Regions from separate parts of the Homo sapiens genome. Here all the other regions are linked to region 3. The links are chromatin loops, found by intact Hi-C in ENCODE. Cell type or tissue: gastrocnemius medialis. All regions are shown on one strand. Links, peaks and the distances in the headings refer to the core of each region. The heading gives the core; the rest is flanking DNA.

The links. Hi-C counts contacts between places; a loop is a spot of excess contacts. Peaks named below come from ENCODE experiments on the same cell type or tissue, not always from the same donor. Only the 100,000 strongest peaks of a DNase experiment are listed, where the experiment ranks them.
Region 1: a loop joins it to region 3, with 5 times the contacts of the local background. A loop is called at or near these places in 1 of 110 quality-filtered maps.
Region 2: it touches region 3 in a loop (1.8-fold over the local background); 1 of 110 quality-filtered maps calls a loop at or near these places.

Annotation. Positions count from the first base shown.
Region 1 is chr11:36,183,485-36,191,562 of GRCh38, reverse strand. All of the region lies in intron 4 of LDLRAD3 (low density lipoprotein receptor class A domain containing 3), which reads right to left. Among named protein-coding and RNA genes, the nearest start is that of COMMD9, 100 kb to the left of the region's middle. In gastrocnemius medialis, for the core only: no CTCF peak of the experiment used is centred there; DNase peaks (open chromatin) are centred at 3,836 and 4,982; H3K4me3 peaks cover 263 bases; H3K27ac peaks cover 2,688 bases.
Region 2 is chr11:35,890,402-35,898,479 of GRCh38, reverse strand. LOC124902661 (a long non-coding RNA gene) reads right to left here and starts at 7,404. Exons shown (of 2, transcript XR_007062655.1): 1 at 7,371-7,404; 2 at 5,514-6,604. In gastrocnemius medialis, for the core only: no CTCF peak of the experiment used is centred there; a DNase peak (open chromatin) is centred at 4,169.
Region 3 is chr11:36,069,742-36,077,819 of GRCh38, reverse strand. All of the region lies in intron 2 of LDLRAD3 (low density lipoprotein receptor class A domain containing 3), which reads right to left. LOC101928510 (a long non-coding RNA gene) reads left to right here. Exons shown (of 2, transcript NR_135064.1): 1 at 1-75. Among named protein-coding and RNA genes, the nearest start is that of MIR3973, 64 kb to the right of the region's middle. In gastrocnemius medialis, for the core only: no CTCF peak of the experiment used is centred there; DNase peaks (open chromatin) are centred at 2,676 and 4,199; H3K27ac peaks cover 2,163 bases.

The sequences.
Region 1 (8,078 bases), core at 1,927-6,926, 110 kb before region 3:
GAGAGAGAGAGAGAGAGAGAGAGACAGGGTCTTGCTCTGTCACCCAGGCTAGAGTGCAGTGGCGCGCTCATAGCTCACCACAGCCTCAAACTCCTGGGTTCAAGCAATCCTCCAATCTCAGCCTCTGGAGTAGCTGGGATTGTAAGCGAGCACCACCACGCCCAGCTATAATAATTTTTAATTTTTCTGTAGATATGGGGTCTCAGTATGTTGTTCAGGCTGGTCTTGTATTCCTGGCATCAAGTGATCCTCTTTCCTCAGCCTCCCAAAGTGTTGGGATTACAGGCCTGAGTGAGCCACCATACTACTTGGCCTATCAAGTTCTTCCTATAGAAATCTCTCCCCACACCTTCGGATCCACCACTGTCTGGACAAAGGGCTCCCAGGCCTGATACACAGCCGCCACCCTGTGATGGCCCTTCAGTGTCATTCCAGAGGCTCCTTTTCACTCTCTAAGGTTGGATCCCCAATTTCCCATATCCTGTGTCTTTCTTTTTCTTGGTTTACTCCCTTGGTTTTGGTAGACCGTATTTATTAGCAGCTTCTTGAAAGGACTGTATGAGACTAACTTTTTAATCATTTCTGAAAATGTCTTTATAGTACAGAACTTGAGTTGAAACGATTTGTTTCAGAACTGTCTTCTCATGTCCAATGTTATTGAGAAGACTGACACCATTTTGATTCTTGAACCTTTGTAAAAACACTTACTTTCATTTATGTATTTATTTTTGTAATGCCCTCTCTAGAAACTTGTAGGATCTTCTTTTTGCCCAATGTTCTGAAATTTCATAATGATGTGTTTGGTGTGGTTTACTGTCATTCACCAATCTGAGCATTAGGTGGGCTCTTTTCTGTCTGAAAACCACTGTTCTTTGGTTCAGGGAGCATTTTCTTCAATTTCTCATTTTTTTTCTCTCTTCTCTCTAGAATTCCTACGATTTGGATATATATCTCCTAACCCGGTCTTCAGTTTTTCTTATTTTCAATTTCCTTGTGTTTTTCTACCTTCTGGGATATACCTTCAAATTTATGACCTAACTTTTTCCATTATTATGTTTTTTTAGAGACAAGGTCTCACTCTGTTGCCCAGGCTGGAATGCAGTGGTGCAATCATAACTCACGGCAGACTTTAACTCCTGGGATCAAGCAATCCTCCCACCTCAGCCAACTGAGTAGCTAGGACTACAGGCATGTGCCGCCACACCCAACTAATATATTTTTTAAATTGTTTGTGAAGATGGGGTCTCACTATGTTGCCCACACTAGTCTTGATTTCCTGACCTTAAACAATCCCAACTTTTTCAAGTTAAATTTCTATGAGTCCTTTCCTGTTTAGTCCTTTAAAAGAGGGGAGGCATCTTATTTTTATTTCAAGGATTCTGTATCTTCAGTCATCTTTTAGGTTTTTCTGTTTTAAGTTTCCTTCTCTTGATATAGCCTGTTTCCCTCCAAAATGCTTTTCTCCTCTTTCTCCTCCTCCTCCCCTCCCCCCTCCCCCTAGATGTGTGAGTGTTCTGTCTTTCATATTCAAGGTTTCTGTCAAGTGTCAAATGTCTGGTGATCCTTGGCTGACACTCATTTTTAAGTGTGGGACACTAAAAAGCTATGTGGCACATATACACCATGGAATACTATGCAGCCATAAAAAAGGATGAGTTCATGTCCTTTGTAGGGACATGGATGAAGCTGGAAGTCATCATTCTCAGCAAACTATCGCAAGAACAAAAAACCAAACACCACATGTTCTCACTCATAGGTGGGAACTGAACAATGAGAACATTTGGACACAGGAAATGGAACATCACACAGTGGGGCCTGTTGTGGGGTGGGGGAAGGGGGGAGGGAAAGCATTAGGAGATATACCTAATGTAAATGACGAGTTAATGGGTGCAGCACACCAACATGGCACATGTATACATATGTAACAAACCTGCATGTTGTGCACATGTACCCTAGAACTTAAAGTATAATAATAATAAAAAAAAAGTAAATTCGTGGTTACGTAGGCCTAGGGTGTAGATGGGGGTGCAGGGGGTGATAGCTAAAGGACAAGGGTTTTTTTTTTCTTCTTCATTTTTTGAGATGGAGTCTCGCTCTGTCACCCAAGCTGGAGTGCAGTGGCACAATCTCGGCTCACTGCAACCTCCGCCTCTCGGGTTCAAGCAATTCTCCTGCCTCAGCCTCTCATGTAGCTGGGATCACATGTGTGCCACCACGCCCAGCTAATTTTTGTATTTTTAGTAGAGACGGGGTTTCACCATGTTGGCCAGGCTGGTCTTGAACTCCTCACCTCAAGTGATTCACTCACCTCAGCCTCCCAAAGTGTTGGGATTACAGGTGTGAGCCACTGCATCCAGCCTAGGGGTTTTCTTTTTGAGGTGATAAAAATGTTCTGAAGTTTATAGTGATGATGCTTGCAAATTCTGCAAGTAGACAATGCAGTGATGGTTGCAAATTCTATAAATATGTTTAATGTGATGATGGTTGCAAATTCTATGAAAAACCCAAATTGTACAATTTCAATGAGTGAAAGCATGCTATGTGAATGTCTTAATAAAGCTTTTATTTTAAAAAATGGAAAAAAAAAAAAAGCTCTTGGTTGTGGGCTTCACCATTAGATGATTCAGTTGCGCCACTTCATTGACATCCAATCTCTTAAACTGGTGAGTTTTCCCAAAGAAGACTTTTATAAACTCCTGCTTAGAAGGAATATGAGCCTGGCTGGCTGTGTTCTGGGACCTGACTTGAGGAAAAGGGCTAGTAGTTTCAATGTTCATTATGTTGACTTATGCTAAATCCCTGTTTTCAGAAACGGACCCCCATTCTCAGCTGTGCTTCATATCTGGTATTCCAGAGACCTGTTCTACCCTCAGCAGAGAGTAAGCTCCAGTCTTCTGCCTGGGTGTGAGAGGGGCAGTCGCTAGGCTGTGTAGCATAGGGAAGGAATATGAAAGTGTCATAGCTTCCTAACGAAATTTCAACTAATCTTCCCATTTTTAGCCCATCTCTTCTGTTTCCAGAGTTATCTCAAGTTGCCAATTCCCAGGCCTTCTGGAAGTATATCTGGTTGCCTCTTGGTTCTCCTGAGTGCCAGCTTAGAATTCCATTTTCTGAGTTCACTAATCCAGTCATAGCTCACCCATTTGTTCTCCAGCTTCCACAATTTTTTTTTTTTTTTTTTTTTTTTTTTTGCTGGTTTTCCTCTCCTTTTCTTTGTCCCTGTGGATTTACCCTTTAAAAAACCATTCTTTTAGAGGAAGGAAACAGAGGTAAATGTGAGTATTCAAGTTACCACTTTAAACTACAAGTTTTGAAGGTAGGTAGTCATATCATTTACTCCCCTCAACTATTGAAGGCACCTGGACTTCCCAGGTAAGTGATACTAATGGAATTCTGCGTGCCCTGTGCTGCGGTGACCAATCTCTTCTCGATGTGGTGCACTTTTCAACATAGAAAGCATGCTGGGTCAATAGTAAGAAAATAGGGGTTAATTCTAGCTCTGATTCCTACTCATCGTTATCCTTGGTATCATTTGTAGTCTCAGGATAAAAACCACCAACCTATGTACTTTCAGGGTTCTTAGTAGGATCAAACAGGATAATGACTGTGAAAGCACTTCAAAAAGCACAAAGTACTACAGAAACACAAGGCTTTGCTATTACTTAAAAACCTCACTTTCATCTCTTGAAATTCAATCTAACGTTATCTTGGCCTGTCTTCAGGAGACAGAGGCTTGTCTCCAGTAATCATATAAATCATCCTTGTGGCATTCAAAAGAAATGTCCTGTAGTCACACAGACATATGACTTGGGATAGTGTTTCTCACCCTACCAACACTGTCCTTGTTGCTAAAACCAGCCGGTACCACAGCATCTAAAACAAACACACCCAGAATCCAAGATTTTATTGCGGAGAAGGGATAAGTCAGATGAAACTCTTTTGGGGGAGTCCATTTCACAATGTGTCTGCTTCTCAGCTGAGCTGTATGTCCACCTTGACTAAAGTTAGAAATACGGAAAAAAGAGTGGTTAATATATCCAAACAGTGGATATATGATAGCCACTGAAAAAGAATGGGGTGGCAGTGCTCTATGTAGTGCCATGAAAGATGTTTTGTAGGATTCCGTTCCTATAATAAAACAACATAACCCTATATATGTGTAGGTATTTTTCTATCTACACATCTATATATTTGTATTATATAGGCACATAGATACACGACATGCATATATAGAAAAGTCTGGTTGCATTTTCACCAAATCATGCTGGTCACTTCTGGGGAACTGAAAACAACTTTTGCTTTTTACTTTATATAGTTCTAAGCAGTTTGCTCTTTCTCATAATATGCATAGGTTACTTCTGATCATAAAAAAGGAAAGACTAAATGTAAATTAAAAGAGTAAAAAAAACCCTAGGATCTGAGAAAAGAAGTAAAGGTAATAGGAAGCCAAGGAAAGATGGATATAGGAGAAGAGGCTAAGAAAGGGGCCAGAATTAGCAGGAGTTGGGGGCAGGTCACACACATCTGCTAGAGACGTGCAAGCAGGTGTATCTCCTCCCAGCTGGTAATCACAAATGGATCCCCTGTGGGCCATGGCAACCACCTGCACATTTATGCAAGCTCCACTATCAACTTAAGGGGAGGAATAACTCATTTTTTAAAAACTGTGTAATTTCCATACAGCAAAATGCACACATCTTGAGTATACAGGCTATGACTTCTGAAAAATGCATATGCCCACGTAACCCACAGGGGGGCTCATTTTAAACAAAATCTCATAGCCATATGCAAGTGCATGAATCTGTAGGAGATGAGCTCACTCAGCCACGATCAGTCACAGGAATAGGTGGTGAGTATGGGATTCATACCCCATCCGTCTCACTAATTCTGAATCTGGACCTGCCTGGTAGTGCTATCTAGTCTTCTGACTGCATTTCCCAGAGATCTCCTGATTCCTTGTACTCCTAATTTGGGTTTCTCCTAGCTCAGTAACTCACATGTCTCTTGGCAATGAACATGGTAACCCTAGACCACACATGCAATCAGTCTGGCAAGAATGTACTGGCCTGAAAAGATTTTTGGATGTGGACCAACTCTCTCAAATAAGCCAGCTACCATTGTCAATTTCCCCTTTCAAAATGGGAGCTGTTAGCTCCTGTGACTCACTGCAAGAGAAGACTATTTTATAGACATTGCCGGCAACTGCATATACCGTAGTTTCTCTGGGCTAGCATAATAACCATGATATCTCATATTTACTGAGTGCTTATTACATGTCAAGCATTATACTCTAAGTACCTTACATGATTGATCTGTATAACACCACCATGAGATAGGTACCACCATTATTTCCACTTCATAGATGGGGAACTCAGGCACAGAGATGTGAGTAACTTGCTCGAGGTCATAGAATTAAAAAGTGATAGTGTGAGGAATGGGAACCCAGGCAGTTGGTGACTCCAGGGTCTGTTTTTATCTGCAAGGCTATACTACACTTTCTCTCATTCAGGGAAGGACAGGCAGACCAGGGTTTTAAAGTGTCACCTCCTGTCTCCCTGGCTAGAGCTTTCTTTGCCTCTGTGGCCTCTAATATATAAAAATGTCAAGTCCATCTTTCTTCTAAAAAGAGGTAAATATACAGTCATCTCTAGGTATTGCTAGGGTCACAAAGGCGTCTCTTAGCTCTGTCTAGACATAAAGCCAACAGAGCATAATGCATAACAGTGCTTTATAGCCAGAGGTTTTTATCTTGTTATTTCTTCTCTGAGGAGTTGGCTGATAAATCAGACTTCACCAGTAGAGAAGAATGTGTGTTTTCAAGGGTGACTTTCAGAAGCAGAGTGAAGGGAGAGCAATAATGTGGTAAAGAGAGGCATCCTTCAGAACCAGTGGCAATCTCACCTCGAGAGGCCAATTAATCCATGTGAGGGAATAATGAACTCGACAGTGAGGGAGCCCAGGTACAGGCTATCTCCCCACTTTTCAATGACAGACACTGGAGCACTCTTTCCAGCTCTCATTTATCAGTCTCAGTGGTGAACACAAGCCATCTTGTGCCACTGCATTCCTCAAACTGCATTTATTGTCTAGAGGCACATGGTGATCGTGACAGGGAAGACTAGCCCAAGTTCATCTGAACAGCTGTGGTTCCTATACCCTAAATTCTCAGCATCTAAAGATTTTTACCTTTTATGGAATCCCCTTTGTCTCCTTCTAAAAGTACTATTTGATCTTTTTATTGCATTAAAGTTACTGGTGCTTTAAGACTTGGTCCATCTCATTTGAGATACCTGGAAACACTCTAGGGAGAACAAAGGTGAAAGATCTGGGCAAAGGTCAGTAAAATATTCTACCCAACTACAGGCCAGAGGACAGCTTCAGTTTTGTCTCTCCAACATCATGGGCTGGAATAAACAGAGGAATGGTTCTATAATTCTAGCGCAGAGACTTCCAGTTCTAGTAATATGGCGAGCTATATATGCAAACCATCTCCCCTACTGGGGAAAAAACCTAATTCTAGAGTAAAATATATTTTTTAAGATTCTTAATATCATCAAAAAAGTAAAAAAAAGGAAAAGGTAAGCATCTGGAAAATTGAGGCAAATTTTCTTCCAAGGGCAATGGTGAGCTAGACCAACTTGAGTTTCAGTTTTGCCAAAAATTGAGAGGAACATTAAGTCAAGATCCAGGGCCAAAGTGGAGAGTCTAAAGGAGACCCTCTGTTATGCTTGGACTCCAAAGTGCTAATTTTTAAGGTGAGGATGAGCCAGAAATAAACCTTCTCCAGATCAGAGGACTGTGGAGAAGGCTGTCTTTGCAACAAATTCAACAAGGGAGATGTGGAAGGATTTATTCACCATGGATGGCCTTCTCATGGATTGTATACCTTGGCCTTGCATTACTCAGATGGTCCAGGGAACCTCAAAAACTTGGTTTGAAATGGTCCTGAACTGGTAGTACTCCTAGGAACCTGTCAGAAGCCAACCTAAATCTCTCTGGAGAAAGGCATCTTTTATCACAGTCTTCAATGAATTTCCAAAAATAATTTTTCAAAGACAATGAGTAATATACAGTCAAAAATACTAAGTACTGGAGGATCCAGGATACCATGAGTAGACCAGTAAAAACAGCAGATATCAGAAATAGACATGTAAAGACTTCAGATATTAAAATTATCAGACCTAATCATAAACATATTACTAAATTTCATGAACATATTAGTAAATTATTAAGAAATAAAAGCAAAGCTTGAATATGTCCATCTGCAGGGAAGAGTAAACTATTAAAAAATGATGGAAGACTGGACACAGTGGCTCACATTTGCAATCCCAGCACTTTGGGAGGCCAAGGTGGGTGGATCACCTGAGCTCGGGAGTTTGAGACCAGACTGACCAACATGGAGAAACCCTGTCTCTATTAAAAATACAAAATTAGCTGGGTGTGGTAGCGCATGCCTGTAATCCCAGCTACTCGGGAGGCTGAGGCAGGAGAATCACTTGAACCCGGAAGGTGGAGGTTGCGGTGAGCCGAGATGTGCCACTGCATTCCAGGCTGGGCAACAAGAGCGAAACTCCATCTCGGGAAAAAAAAAAAAAAAAAGATGAAATATATTTGGAAAAAGAACCAAATAGAACATCTAGAAGTGAAAAATACTGTAGCTAAAATTAAAAACTCAATGGACCCACTTAACCGTAGATTAGACACAGATGAAAAAAGAATAAATGAACTGAATGATAGCTCAAGAAGAATTATTCAGAACGCAGCAGAAAGAGACACAAAAAGAGAAAATATGGACGAGAGGTTAACAGATATGGATTGAGGTGATCTAAAGGAAATTCAAATTATGGTGCAGAATCACCTTTGGAGCTTATTAAAACATGGATTCTGGGGCTCTAATACCACTCTTTTGATTCTTCAGACTAGGTTGAGTCCCAGGAACATGCAATATTAGCAGGTGTGGTGTCCATCTATACTTTGAGAAGTATTAGAGTAGTGACATCTAGGTGGTAAAGTTCAGAAGTTAATTTTTTCTTCTTGTCCAAACTAGACTAAGTTTTTCACCCTTCACTGACTGCAAC
Region 2 (8,078 bases), core at 1,927-6,926, 180 kb after region 3:
AAAAAAATTTAGATGTGTTATACCTTTTTAGTGGATTAATCCGTTTCTCATTGTAAGATGTCCTTCTTTATCTTTAGTAATGCTTATTACATTAAAGTTTACTTTTTCTGAACAGATGTGGTGGCTCACATCTGTAATCCCAGCACTTTGGGAGGCCAAGGCAAGAGGATAGCTTGAGGCCAGGAGTTTGAAACCAGCCTAGGCAATATAGTGAGATCTCATATCTACAAAAAATAAAAATTAGCCAGGCATGGTGGCATGCATCTGTAGTCCCAGCTACTTGGGAGGCTGGGGTTGCGGGGATGGCTTGAGCCCAGGAGGTCCAGGTTGTAGTAAGTCACAATCTTGCCACTGCACTTTAGCCTGTGCAACATAGTGAGACCTCATCTCAAAAAAAAAAAAAAGTTTACTTTTTCTGATACGTGACTATATATTATCCTTATTTTTCCTAATGCTTATATGGCATATTTTTGCCAATTATTTATAGCCAGGCTTTCTATGCCCTTATATTTAAGATATGTTTCTTATAAGTAGCAAATAGTTGAGGATTTTTTAAAAATCCAATTAGACAATTTTTACATTTTAATTGTAGCACAGTCAATGTACATTCATGGAAATACTGAAATAATAACTTAGTTGGGTTTAAATCTATTGTATGATTTATCTTTTCTTTGTTCTATATTCCTTTTCCTCTCCTTTGTTGTCTTCTTTTGAATTGGTCAAGTTTTTTTTTTATCATTCCATATCCCCCTTCTATTGGCCTTTTAGGTATATATTCTTTTATCTCCTTTTTAAGTGATCACCTTAGAATTTATACCATGCATTCCTGATTTATAATAGTTTAGTATTAATTAGTACTTTTACTACTTCCTGGACAATGGAAGAACCTTAGAATACATTAACTCCACTTATCTCCCTCCGCCCGGGTGGGTTTTGGTAGGTAGTTATGAAGATAAACTAGTAGTCTGCTAGCTGAGAAGACATTGTAGGTACTTAAAACAGCAAGTCTGTGTGTAATGATCTCCTTTGCCCTCTCCAACACATTCTCTCCTGTTTCTGTGAGGCTGACCACTTGGATAACTGCATCACCAAGGTGGCTTTGTCCTCTCCCTTTCTGTTTTGTAGCTAGCGGGAGGGACTGGCAAGAGACTGCAAGATTAGAGCAGTTGGAATACTTATTCTCTCCTTCCCATCATCCCTGCCAGCCTGCCATGGTTCTGACTGCAGCTGCATCCTCCTACAGCTCCAACCTCACACAACCCCTTTCCCAAGATCTGACTCCTGCAAGAGTCTGGTCTGGAAGAAGCTGCAATAATATTCCACATCCACTAGCTGTCCAGTACACATATAATAAAACCCACATCCTCATTGTGATCTACAAGACGTTAGTTGATTTGGCCTCTGTCTGCTAATCGGACCTCGGCTGTACTTTCTCACTCATTTACTGCTTCTTTGTCAAATAGTCCTTTTTTACCCTGTTCAGAAAACATATCAAGTTCCCTCCAGTCTCTGGGCTTTTGCAATTGCTCTTTCCCTTCTTGGGCACATTTTCCTTCTCATCATCCAAGTTTCAGCTCAACAATCACATTCTTAGCGAAGGCTTTAATAGTAACTGTTTCTAAAGGGGCTTCCTTTTTCTGTTTCTCACGTATTACTGGAAGTTTGCCCCCTGTAGGACTTATTGCTGTCTGGAGAATTTTCTTTATTTATTTGTTGACTTCTGTATTATCTGCTTGCCTCCTCTACAATGTAGACAGAGGGAAACTTTGTCTGTCATATTCACCAGAGTATCTTTAGCACCTAGAAGAAACATAATAGATGCTTGATCAATATTTCTCGAATGAATGAATGAACTTATCTTTCTGTCTGGCTCCCAAACATCCCCCCCTCCTCATATATACATTCAATCCTTTATCACCCTGTATTAGGCCAATTCTTGCATTGCTATAAAGAAATACCCGAGACTGGGTAATTTATAAAGAAAAGAGGTTTAATTGGCTCATGATTCTGCAGGCTGTACAGGAAGCATAGTGGCATCTGCTTCTGGGGAGGCCTCAGGAAGCTTCCAATCATGACAGAAGGTGAAGGGGGTGCAGGTATGTCATATGGCGAAAGCAGAAGCAAGAGGCGGGGAGGTGCCACATACTTTTAAACAACCAGATCTTGCAAGAACCCCCTAACTATCACAAGCACAGCATCAAGGGATGGTGCCAAACCATTCATGAGAAATCCACTCCCATGACCAATCACCTTCCCCTAAGCCCAACCTCCAACACTAGGGAGTACAACTCAACATGAGATTTGGGTGGGGACACATATCCAAATGGTATCACATCCCCCATTTCTCACTCACCAACAAATGGGGACTTTTCCAGCAAAGACCATTAGGCTAATGACAACAAATGACTTACTTGGGGAAAGCTTCCTGTAGGAAGTGGCATCTGATGTGGTCTTCAAAGAGAGGCAGGGAACTTCTACATAGAGAATCATCCAGCAATGAATTCAAGTCTAAGAATACCAAAAACCAAACTGAACCAAAACAGAAAACAAAATTCTAGACCAAAATGTTTATTTTATTTTATATTTTGAGATAGAGTCTCACCCTGTTGCCCAGGCTGGCATGCAGTGGCACAATCTCAGCTCACTGCAACCTCTGCCTCCCAGGTTCAAGAAATTATCCTGCCTCAGCCTCGAGAGTAGCTAGGACTACAGGCACGTGCCACCATGTCTGGCTAATTTTTTTGTATCTTTAGTAGAGATGGAGTTTCGCCATGTTGGCCAGGCTGGTCTTGAATTCCTGGCCTCACATGATCCGCCCACCTTGCCCTTCCAAAGTGTTGGGATTACAGGCATGAGCCACCGCACCCAGCCCCAAAATATTTTTTTAAATGAAAACATTTAGATTTTGTTAGTTTTCTAGTGCTATATAACAACTTACCACACACTTCACAGCTTAATGGGGGCCAAAATTCTGTCTACCACAGACACAAACACGGAAAAACAAAACTGGCTTCTGGAAGGGACTGAAGAACCCTAAAGACAAGTCTAGTCTCCCAAGGATAAAAAAGCAACTACCATTTTGATTTTGGAGATAAGCCCTACCTTCTCTCTTTTTAGATGTTCATCAGCTTTTCAATGGAATCTGAAATTTAAAAATTTGTTATAAATTCTTATGAAGACATAATCTGAAATTTTACGTTAAACTGGTTAAAGGTAACCAGGATCTAATAATTTGTCAAAGAGGATGAATATGGGATGCTTTTCTTGAATGCCTGAAACTCTTCTTAATCCAGAGCTTCTCTAAGTGTGGCCAGATGGTGGCTTGGAAATACCCATTCAGCGAGGCATGGTGGTTCACGCCTGTAATCCCAGAACTTTGGGAGTCCGAGGCGAGCAGATCATGAGGTCAGATCGAGACCATCCTGGCTAACACGGTGAAACCCCGTCTCTACTAAAAATACAAGAAAAAATTAACTGGGCGTGGTGGTGGGCACCTGTAGTCCCAGCTACTCGGGAGGCTGAGGCAGGAGAACAGCGTCAACCTGGGAGGCAGAGCTTGCAGTGAGCTGAGATTGTGCCACTGCACTCCAGCCTGGGTGACAGAGCAAGACTCTGTCAAAAAAAAAAAAAAAAAAAAAAAAAGCCCATTCATAGGGGCACCCAATGAATAAGAATTACTGGAATGAAACTGGAGTCTGTGTTTCTAACACACACTCCAGGTGATCTTTAAGCCCCCAAAATTTGACTCCCACAGCTCTCTTCTTTCCCCTGTATTACAGCAAAATGCAATCATCCCAAGTACCCAAAAGAGGTCTCAGACCATTGCCTTAGAGAAATGCAAGGAGAGCTAACAATTTCTAGCTCATGAGGATGGCCTGCTGACTTCCATGTTAAGTCAAGGGGTACCTCAAACTCTGGAGATGAGGACAGGAGAGTGGAGAGGCGAGGGAGTTAACATGGACAAGTGAGTGCGTGTTATGTGCAGGGAAGCAGGTTTTCTACTCACAGATAACACAGGTATGTGGATGGATACACAGTATGAATTTCTCCTAGGCTAGCCCGTCTGACTTCATAGATGGGGCTCTTCCCTTCTCCTGACAGTCAGGAGAGTTTTTTCTGTCCATCTCCTCTGAACTCTTGCCTCATCCCGGGAAGCAGAGCCAAGCCCTGAGGCAGCTTCGACCGCAGGAATGTCACAGGCACAGGTGTTTCTGGATTTACTGAACTCTTGCCTTGAAGCCAAAACAGCTGGGCTTACTGCAGCCCATTTATCCTGCTCCTTTTCTGCCCACTTTTCTCACTCATCTCTGACCCAAGGCTTGTGGTAAAGCACATCAGCATAGACTTGGGTGCAGGTAACAGCTGCCTGGAGGTGCCTGGGCATGTGTAAATTCAGGGCTGTCACCTCATTCCTCATTTAGGCAGCTGGCCAGCACCCGAGGGATTTTTCTGGATCTGCCAAGCACACATCTGAAGCTGAGAGCAGAGAGAGGGTAGGGGAGCAGGGAGGCAGCTGGGTGTTGAGGAAAGAAGGCTTTGAAAGCAACAGACCTAGACTTTGAACCCACACCTGCCACGTCCCGTATGACAATGGGCAAGTCACTTACCCTTCAAGGGCCTCATTTTTTATCGTTAAAATAGGCCTTTGACCTATTTCTTGCAGGTTTGTGTTGTGGATTAAGAAAAATGCTATGAAAGTGTTTGTTAAAATGATTGTCACATAGTAAGCCTTCTTTTTTGTTAGGGTCTTTTCTCCAATATTAAAAGCTTGCTTTGGCAAGTTACTTCTCCTCAGTGCCTCAGTTTCTTCATTTGTAAAGCAGGGACAATCATAGTATCTCACGGGGTAGTTGTGAGGCTTAAACGAGTTAATATATGCAAAGCTCTTTAGAACAGTGCCAACACATTGAAAGTTTTCAAGATGCATGAATTTTTAATTATATGCCTACTTACATTCACAACTCCTTTGGGGTCATAGGGGATGTTATGGAGAAGGCTGGAAACCTGAGAATCCAAGATAGGCCCAGTCTCTTTACAGCTGGAAAAGCAACTACCTGTCTTGATTCAGGCTGCTATAACAAAGTGCCATTGTGTTAGTCCATTTTGCATTCCTATAGAGGAATACCTGAGACTGGGTAATTTATAAAGGAAAGAGGCTTATTTGGCTCACGATTCTGCAGGCTATACAAGCATGGCACCCACATCTGCTTGGCTCCTGGTAAGGCCTCAGAAAGCTTACAATCATGATGAAAGGCAAAGGGGGAGCAGGCGTATCACATGGCGAGAGAGAGAGAGGAGGTCCCCATCTCTCTCTTGTTTTTTTTTTTTTTTTAAACAACCAGAAAGATCGCATGTGAACTTATTATTGTGGGGAGGGCATCAAGATATTCATGAGGGATCCACGCCCATGACTCAAATACCTCCCACTGGACCCACCTTCCACATTGGAGGTCACATTTCAGCATGAGATTTGGAAGGGACAAACATGCAAACTATATCAGCTGTAAACTGGGTGGTTTATAAACAACAAAAATTTATTTCTTGTGGTTCCAGAGGCTGCAAGTCCAAGCTCTGGGCTCCAGTATGGTCAGTTCTAGTGAGGGTCTTCTTCCTGGTTGCAGAGTGTCCACTTCTCCTTGTATCTCCACATGGCAGAAAGAGGGAGGGCAAGAAAGTTCTCTGGGGTTCCCTTTACAAGGTCACTCATCCCATTCATGAGGGTTCCACCCTTATGACCTAATTACCTTCCAAAGGACCCACCTCCAAATACCATCACATTGCAAATTCGATTTTAACTTATGAGTTTTAGGGGGACACTAATAGTCCATCCCACTACCCTTCTGATTTTTCAGACAAGTTCCCCTTTTTTGTCTGGAATGGAGAGAGGCTTTTCTTGCAGAGAAGGCCCAGCTAACTCCCTTCTTTTACGACATAAGTTCCAGTGTGCAGACAAATTATATTAATTATCTACTGCTACATAATAGATTACCCCAAAACATAGTGGTTGAAACCAAACTTTTATTATCTGTGGATTTCTGTGGGTCAGGAGTCTGGGAACACTTCAGTTGAATGGCTGACTCAGGCTCTCTCATGTGGTTGCAACTAAGGTTTTGGCTGGAGCTGCAGTCCTCTCTGAAGGCTTGGTGGGGTAAGGGAGCTGTTCCTGAGATGGTCACTCATTTGTCATTTGGCAGGAGATTTCGGTTCCTAACCATGGGCATTGCTTCTTAGGCTATTGGAATGTCCTTACAAAATGGAAGCTGGCTTCCTACAGAGCAAGATGGAAGAGGGACGGAGATGGAAGCTGCATTATCTTTGTCTTTTATGATGTAGCCTCAAAATTAACACATCATTTCTGCAATTTCTACTCATTGGAAGCTAGTCATTAGGACCAGCCCACATTCAAGAGGAAGCATTGTCAAAGAATTTGAGGTCATATTTAAAACGTCCTTATATTTAAAATACCAATAACGATAGATATCAAATACATGGCAGATTAGGGAAGGAGGTTGATTTCCAAATAAGCCAGGGTCTTTGTTCTCTGTCCTTTGAATTCAGAGTGTCTTCGTTCAATGTCCTTTTTTCTCTGTCCAGTTGACCCTTCCTGGAAAGAGATTTGAAATTTCCAGTTTCCAACAATGTTGAAAACAGGCCCGGAAATGGAAGGAAGAGAAAATCGTTATGGCTCATACCACAAGCTCTTATTGAATGCCTTCATTATGCTGCATCCTACTTGGGCATTAGAAGTAAAGCGAAGAGTAACACAAATCTCTGTTCTTGGGGTACCTGCTGTCTAGTGGAAAGAGTAATAAAGAGAACATAAGAATAAAATAGGATAAGGTGGTCTTTACCTCACCCCCTATTTTCCATGTATATCCTTTTCTTTCCCAGAAATTATCACGAATAGGATTTTATCAGGTATTTGTTTGTTTTACTTATTTATTAGTGTTTCTTCCCACTGTATTCCTAGGACCTAGCCCAGTGGCTGCTATATGGGAACACTCAGTAAATACTTGTGAATGAATAACTGTGATGAGGTAAGCACAGTGAACTATGGCAGCAAGCAGGAGGGATGCCCAACTCAGCCTTGAAGGAGGCTTTCCTGGAGGAAGCACTCCTGTGTTGAGATTTGAGGTGAGAATTGGAGTTAGCAGGGTGGAGCAAGGGCATGTTGTTCCCACCCTCCAGGTACAGCATTCCAAACTGAAAGAGAGTCCAGTGCATCCAAGGGGCTGCAAAGACTTCCATATGCTGGAGGAGAGAAGCAGGGGTTGGCGGAGGGTGGGGTTAGGAGAGTGGAGGGAGGATTGCAGAGGGAGGAGTGAAAGATAAGGGAAAGATACAGCAGGATCAGGTTATTAAGAACTTACCAGCAGGGCACAGTGGCTCATCCCTGTAATCCCAGCACACTGGGAGGCTGAGGCAGAAGGAATACTTGAGCCCAGGATTTCAAGACCAGCCTGGGCACCATAGCCAGACACCATCTCTAAAAAAATAAAATAAAAAATTAGCCAGGCATTGTGAGACGGGAAGATTGCTTGAGCTCAGGAGTCAAGGCTGCCATGAGCTGTATTTGTGCCATTGTATTCCAGCCGGGTGACATAGTGAGACCCTGTTTCAAAACAAAAAACAAACAAAAACTTGTGAGAAAATCTGAGGAATAGAAATTTCATCATAAAAACAATGGGGAACTATTGAAGGTAATGAAGTAAGGCAGGGGTCCCCAACCCCAGGGCCATGGACCGGTACTGGTACAGCAGGAGGTGAGTGGCAGGGGAGTGAGCATTATTGCCTGAGCTCCACCTACTAATGCTGTGGCTGATCTGACAGATTCTTATAGGAGCGTCAACCCTATTGCAAACTGCGCATTTGAGGGATCTAGGTTGTGTGCTCTCTATGAGAATCTAATGTCTGATGATTTGTGGTGGAACAGTTTCATCCCAAAACCATCCCCCCACCATTCGTGGAAAAACTGGCTTCCATGAAACCGGTCCCTGGTGCCAAAAAGATTGGGGGCGACTGAAGTAGGGGAATGACAAGGCCAGGTACCAAAGTCTTTGAAGTTCTAGCAAGGATGT
Region 3 (8,078 bases), core at 1,351-6,350:
ACAAGAGGAGAGAAGAAGGAAGAGAAGAGCTGTGGCCCTTTGGGGAGCCCAGACCTAGGAGCAACCCCAAGCCAGGTTTGTGATACACTCTTTAGGGCTCTGTGGTTGCTGAAGTCTCCAAGGTTCTGGGCACCACACTGCATTCCCCAGTGTCAGCCATGGAAGCTGCTTAAGGTATGCCTGGTCCACCTGCAGCCTTGCAGGGAGCTGGCACCCATGCTGGTGCCTGGAGCTGCCTGCCCCACCACAGCTGGCATACCTGGCTGTGCAGTGGCTGAACTCCACGCTCGCTCACACAACCCTCACTGTTCTGCAACTGGCTTGCCCTTGGCAGGTATGGGATCTAGGCTGGTAGTGGGAGCCGAACGCAGCCTGCCAGGTCAAGTAGGCAGAGAAGCCCAGCAGGCCAGAGCAAAACTTGGGCAAAGGTGTCACTGGCCACAGAAATTTCCAGTTGGCAAAGTGATACCCCAAAGATCCCGTAACAGTACTTTGCTGCCCTCCATATAAGAAGAGAAGGGGTATAAGAAAACATACATGTATTGGCTTATCTGTGCAAAAGAAATACAGGAGGATAAACCAGAAACTAAAGAGATTGGTTATCTACAGGGTGTGAGTGGGAAAGGAGTGAAAAAACATGGGGAACTGATATCAGACAAGATAACAGGATGAGAAGGTTACACATTTCTCCGAGTATATCTATCTGACTTAACATATACTTGTGTAAATATACTCAGAGCAGTGTATATCTTAGAACTACGGTAGTATTTTATATACCCCAAAAATAAACACTTAAAATCAATCACATGTGGGGAAAACTCAAAATGAAATATAAACAATAACAAGTAAACATAACTGTATTACTAGTAAATAACACCACCACACTGAAGGGGATGGGGAAGAAAAGAACCAGCCTAAGTAACTCAGGAAAACAGTATGTTGACTAGATTCCATAAAGCTAAAGAAAAAAAAAATCTACAATACTGTACACTAGTTATATTTGTTTCTCCCAAGGGTATGGGTCATCAATTCTGAAACTGTCTTCTGGGTGCACTAGGGGTGAACAAATATGTAAATATATTGTAAGATTTCTGTCAGAGAAAGAAGTTGCAAATAAAGAAAGTGGGAAGGCTAGGCCAGGCGTATTGGCTGACGCCTGTAATCCCAGCACTTTGGGAGGCCGAGGTGGGTGGATCACAAGGTCAGGAGTTCAAGACCAGCCTGGCCAAGATGGTGAAACCTCGTCTCTACTACATATACAAAAAAATTAGCCGGGCGTGGTGGCGGGCACCTGTAGTCCCAGCCACTCAGGAGGCTGAGGCAGAGAACTGCTTGAACCCGGGAGGTGGAGGTTGCAGTGAGCTGAGATTGTGCCACTGCACTCCAGCCTGGGCGACAGAGAGAGACTCATCTCAAAAAAAAAAAGACAGTGAGAAGGCTAAAGTGAATCCTGAGGCTTTGGTTCATTGAAACTGAACCAAAATTTCCAATGGAAATTTGAAGGAATTGGAGGTCACCAGTATGAACTCAAGGTCTTTAAAAATTAGACAGACAGGATGGATGGATGGATGGATGGATGGATGGATGGATGGATGGACGGATGGACAGACAGACAAAAATAAATATTGACTTGTGTGTATGTAAGGGATAATGCACATACATACATTTCCTAGCTCTGTCTGCTGAGAGAAGACTAGAAGCAGTACATCTCAACAGCAATAAGCACACCTAGCACCCAGATCTTGGTTTCTAAATACCATTATCCAGCAAAGAGAACCAACCTCCTTGGAGAAATAGTTGATTCCAGGAAGAATATACAAACAAGATGAACCCAGAGTATCTTCTGTTGCCAGAAGTGTCAAAATAAAGTAAATAAGTGTCCAAATATCATGGGGGCATGTCAAAAGGACACAGAAGTTAACCTGAAGTTCCCAATAGCCAAAGCTAGAACCATCCAAGCAACAAAATCAACAACGGTATCAGATTATGACACAGAGAATAAAATAAATATCTGAGGCCAACAAAATAAGGATCTAGTACCTGAGACTGATACCAAAAATTGTTGAATAAGTAAGTAAAAAGGGGAGAAAGGAAAGTTCTTCCTTATTGAAGACTTCTCATTAATAAATGTAGAAGAGGTGCAGGAAACAGAAAGTCACCACGAAGCAGACACTATTGTAATAACTGTTACAGGCAAGATCTGGCAATGGATGCTAAAATTAGAAAATAAACACTTGAGGAGAAATAGGATATGCACAGTGTCAAAGTATCTTCCGCAATATGTTATTAATTACAAAGAGAAAAATAGTAACTTGACAGTGGAGAAACTTGGTAGATACCACCTCAGCCAAGGGACCATGGTCAACATCATCAGTAATGAGATACACCAACACTACAGTCCCTTCATATAAGATGCTGTGTCAGGGGTCCCCAAGCCCACACAGATTCAATGATTCACTAGGCTAACTCCCAGGACTTGGCATATAATCAAAGCTAAGATTTCTTACAGTGAAAGGCATATGAAATGAAGTCACAGGAAACCAGGCTCAAGCTTTCACAAGGATTCTTCCAGGGTAGACACACAGGATGTGCTTAATTCCTCCAGCAACAAGTTGTTGACAACATGTGTGAAATGTCATCCACCAGGGCAGCTCATTAGAGGCTCAGTGCTCACGGTTTTTATGAGAGGCTGGTCACACAGGCATTCTCGGTACACCAAATTTCCAGACTTCCAGCAGAAAAACAGCATCAACTACACTGTCTGCACAGCCAGTTTAGGCACAGTGAGCCACCATTAACAGTTGGGTAATGGGAAACCTACTGAAATTTAGGTTCCCAGCTGCCAGCCAAGGGCCAATGTTCCAAGCAGACTTTTCAAAGGGCAGCAGTCAGGCCTGCTGCGTTAATGCTTTTTCTGCACAGATGGGCATTTTAGCTTCTGCTGGGAAAGTCTACAGTAACAGAAAAGCAGAGGAGTTCCATTTTCCAGGGTCAGGTTTGCCCCTCTGCCAGCTCTCCAGCCATCGTGTCCTTCCAGACAGGTTCAAGCTTCTGACACACGGTCCTTGATCAGCCAGTCTGGTTCTGATCACCTTTTGAGGGATGAGGGAAGAATGCTTATAGGCTTTGCCATCTACGCTGAGAGTGTTTCCTCAAGCCTCAGCACATCACTCCTCTAGTAAGAACGTCACTGCCTTCCCATTACGTTAGAATAAAACCTAGAGTCATCATGCTGCTCTCCAATTCCAGGCTTTCTCATGAAGGCCATGAAGATCTTCCCATCTTGGAAATCTTAACTACACAGGCTTCCTTGTTCCTTCTCAAGCCCAGCCAGCATATTCCCACCTCAGGGCCTTTGCACTCTCTGTTCCCACTGCCTGGAATGTCTTTTTCCCAGGGCTCAGCATGGCTCACTCCTCCATCTTACTCAGTCTCTTGAATCATTGCACTATCTGCAGTAGAACCTACACTCCCACCCTTAGTCGCTCTAACCCTCAGCCTTCTTTTCTTTCCCTTCACAGGACACATCACTACTTGGTCTCCCCAGTTTTGTATTAAGCTGTTTGGCTAACGCCTCTGCCTTCCAGCCTCCAAGAACGTACGCTCATTTGCATACTTTCATTTACCATTTTTAAAGGAGCTGCACCATACAGTGCCTACACCATGTGCCTCATAAATATTTGCATAATGTCCAAATGAACCTATAAAAGGAAAGAGTGAGGCCGGAGAACATGGCTAGCATTTTCTGAATGCTTAATATGAGCTAAGCATTGCGCTCTGTTTCACAGATATCTTTTTCTTTAAGTTCTCACACACACAAAAAAAACATTTTACAGATAAGAAAACTGAGGTCCAGAAGTGAAGTAACTTGACACTGCTAATAAACAAAGTCAAGGTTCAAATCTTTCCCATGGCACAGCTGCTCTGCCGCCTCCTTAGATTTCTCTAAGGACCAGCCCAGCTCCAGAGGACTAGGTTTTATGGGAGAAAGAGAAAAGAGTGAAAATATGAATAATTATAAACGAATTAGCCATCATTCAATTAACCAGCTCTTTGGCCCTGCCCTTGCACCCTTTTCAGGAATTACTAATGAGACTTCCTGCCTGGTCAGCATGCTCAGTTGCTGTTTATGTCAGGGAAGCCTGTCCTGTTATGATTTACATTTGCATCATCACATGCCTGCAAAGCAGATCACAGGCAACCAGCCGAGTGCCTGGCAGGGGCAGAGAGAAGCCTATCCCAGACAACAGCTGTCAGCTGCTCCCTGCCTGCATGACTTGCTACAGGGCTGTGGGGAAGGGGGGTCCTGGGCAAGGCCCCGACTGTCCCTCTCTCACCCCCTATTTCCACAAAGGGGAGATTTCCTCGTAGAACTCAGCAGCGCCCGACAGAAGGTGAAAGACTGACCCTGCCTGTCTTTAAAGCAGCCCTGACAAAGGCAGACAGGGTGACTCTACTCCATTGAATACTTGAATTCACCACTTCTCAAGGATCTGGTCCACAAACTTTTCAAAGCGGCAGCTTTCATTAGCAGGAAGATGGGGACCAAGGGTCTCCTGTGAGTTGGGTTTATTTCCTGATCTAAGTCATGTCCCCACTTTTTAGAGCCTACTTCCCACAGTCCTGGAATTCACAGATCAGCAAAATAAAAAATAAAAAAAGTAGATGAGAGTGGAGGAAAGACTAATACAATTGCCAACTTTTTATTTTACACAAAGACTTACAAAAACACCAGCAATGAGCTCTACTTACTAATACCCTAAATAAACAGCTGCCTTAGCATCCGAAATACAGGAAGGCAAAGTCTCAGAGTAAAGAACTCTCCACCCTGAAAGGGTAGAAACTTTATAGCTACATGTTCACTAGATGTCCTTATTTTTCCCATTTCACCAGAAGCCAGTGACAACCAGGTCATAAATCAGAGACAGTCCTGGGACCCATATTTGGGGTCCACGTGAGAACTAGAGGGGGCCAGGAGGCATTCCAGTGTCTCCAGGTTGTGATATCCTAAGGACAAAGACTCGTGTAACAGCTGGGGCACACAGGCAGTCCACATAGGTGCACTCAGTAACTAATTCTCACGTTCCACAGATGACAAAACTGAGGCCCAAAGAGGCAACTGGACTTGCCCAAAGTCACATAGCTATTTAGGGTCAGACTGGTCTATAGTCCAGTTCTTCTGCTCTAGAGTCCAGCTTCTTTTAACTACACTACACTTTAGGCAGGGTACCCTAGAGCCATACCTGATCAAACCCCTCATCTGGGACAGGTACAGGAGAGACTCCCAAGAAAAAGCCCTTCTCCCACAGGAGCAGAACTGTCCAGGCCTTGTATAGAAGGCTCTTCCCCAGACATCATGCCTGTAGCTCCCAATCTGTCTGGGAAGGGCTCAGGGCTGCTCAAGGTCCTGGAGGATGATGGAAACTTCAGCATGGGCTTGCTGTCTCTGGCCACCTCCCCAGACTCTTCCCAGGCAGCAATCATACAAAAGAGCTGGACAGAGGCTGCAATGTGGAAGCCTCTCTGTTCCACCAGAACAGCCATGAAGTCAGCTAATCAGACCTGCTGCATCTCTCAGGCTATGGAAACAGCTCCTGCTGTAGCTGTGGGTCTCCAGGATCTCTCTTCTAGACCTCTGTGGTTGGCCAAATGAGCAACAGCTACTCACCTTCAACCCCTGCTCACCTCCCACTCCTGCCCCAGGATCCTGCCAGTATGTGGCTGAGAGAGCCCAACGAATGAGGAGCTGTTCCACAATATCACCACCCTTGCTTTTATAAACACAAGACATAGCTCACTGTGAAAAAGTCAAACCATGGAGGAACATACAAAGACAGATGTAAAATTTATAACAAATTGCCACCACGTGGGGAAGTATTCTGTGGACATTTTGGTAAACATGCTCTTACAGCATGGTCTCAAAAACTAGTGTGTGCAAATGGATTGCCCCAGGACCTTGTTAAAATGCAGTGGGTCTGGGGTGGAGCCTGGGATCCTGCATTCCTAACAAGCTCCCAGGCGATGCTGCTGGCTCCAGGTACCACACTTCCAATAGCAAAGGGCCACTGTCTTGTTCACTGTGTATCTCCAATGCCCAGAGAAGTGCCAGGCACACAGACTACTCAATAATTACTGACTGAATTAATAGGCAGAAATCCGAGCATGCAATTTTACTTAAATGCACCCTTAAAATATATGCTATCCTGAAACCTGTTTTTGCTACATAATATGTTGTGACATCTTTTCTTGTCAATAACTACTGGTACACATCATCATTTTTAATGGCTAAGGGTAACTTTACTGTGTCTATGTATCCATAAATCCCGTTACTGATGGACATTTGGGGTGTTTTCAATAAACAATGCACAGCCAGATACATATATTATTTTTCCCACTTGTATATTATCTCGTGAAAGTATAACTGCTAGGTCAAAGGACATGCATGCTTTACATTTTGGTATCCTTTTGACTGTTGACTGCCTCCTCCCTGAGGAACTGGTATTGTCTTCTGGCCACAGACAGCTATGAGAAAAGCCTCCAGCCTAGGATTGTCTGCGATGGGCTGATTCTCTCAAGTTGGCAATGACGCTCCTAGAAGCACAAAGGCTGAGATCATCCCATGGTTCCTCTGCATTTTTGTTAAGTTGCTCCTTAACTGCTGCTGCGCTCTATTATTCTCCATCCATCTCTGTCTCTTTTCATTTTAACATCTGTGTATTTCATTATTCTGCAAAGTAGGGGACACTCCTGTCTGGTCAAGGAAACCATGACTCTTCTTTTTATCATTCTAAATTTGCACCGGGTACAGGGCATCGATCTTTGCTGGAATTGGTTTCTCTGGGTTGCAGGAATCATGGCAAAATGCAGCATCCTCCTTCTGTGAGATGCTCCTTGAGTTGACTTTCCTGGGCTACATGGTCTCCTTTGACTAAGGACCTTGACAAAGGGCAAGGGCAGGCTCTCGCTCTTAGGACTGTCCTACTTGCCAGTATTTCTCCAGAATTCCCCATCCTCTGGGGCAGTGTTGCAGAGAACAAGTCAGTGATCCACCTGCAGCAGGATCCCCAGGGACGCTTGTGAATATGCAGATTCCTGAGTCTCTCCCCTAGGGGAATCTGCATTTTTACTAAGCACACTAAGGATCTCAATGGGCACTAAAATGTGAACATCCTGCTCTGACCGATTCTACCACCTTCTTATACCCACAGAGCAAATGGCCTCATGATTCCTTTCTTCCTGATGTTATTGCCGCTCCAAGAATCATGGCTACACAGCCAATGAGGGACCTACTCTGGCCATGACTCCTTCAAGCCAAGTCTAATACACCCCAGATAGAGGAGTTACCATGAGATAAATATCCACAAGGAAACAACTGGCCTCTTTATGATCTTTCCCCATTTCAACACTGCTCTCTTCTTCCCCATTTGTGTGCAAGATACAAATTCTGCTTCACACACAAAAGCTGTGGGCTCATATACAAACGGTTTTTGTTCAAGCAAAAAGGCCCTTTTTAGAGCTTTGAAACTTACTCAGTTCTGTCTACTTTGTAAGGATTTACATTTACCTGTGCCCAACAGAAAATAGGATTAAAGAGGCAATAAAGAATCTGCCCCTGTTTGGCCAATATCAAAATATTCCTAAGCATTCTATTACCTGTCTGGTGCTGAGTCAGTTGTGTGGGGATTCAAAAGCGAAGCTGACAGGCTCTCTCTGTGATAGTGGAAGACAGAGACAGGTAAAGGAGCCTCTGCATGTAATGCAAATAGTGCCCTGATTGGGGAGCTATAGGATGCTTAATCTCAAACTAGGAACGAGGCTGGCATCAGAACAGGCTTCTCAGGGGAAGGTCGGTTTCAGCTGAGGTCGGCCACGGTCTAGGCGGAAAAGCAATGTAATATTTACAGCATGAGGCCTTACTCATTCCGTTTTTCATTCCACTAATATTAATTCACAAACTCTGTGTCGCACCTGCAAAGAATGAGAATACATAGAAGACACCTAGGCCACATTTGAAATTTTAGTGTTTGTGGAATTGTGGAATCAAAGATGTTCCAAGCCGCCTGTGTAAAGGCCTGGAG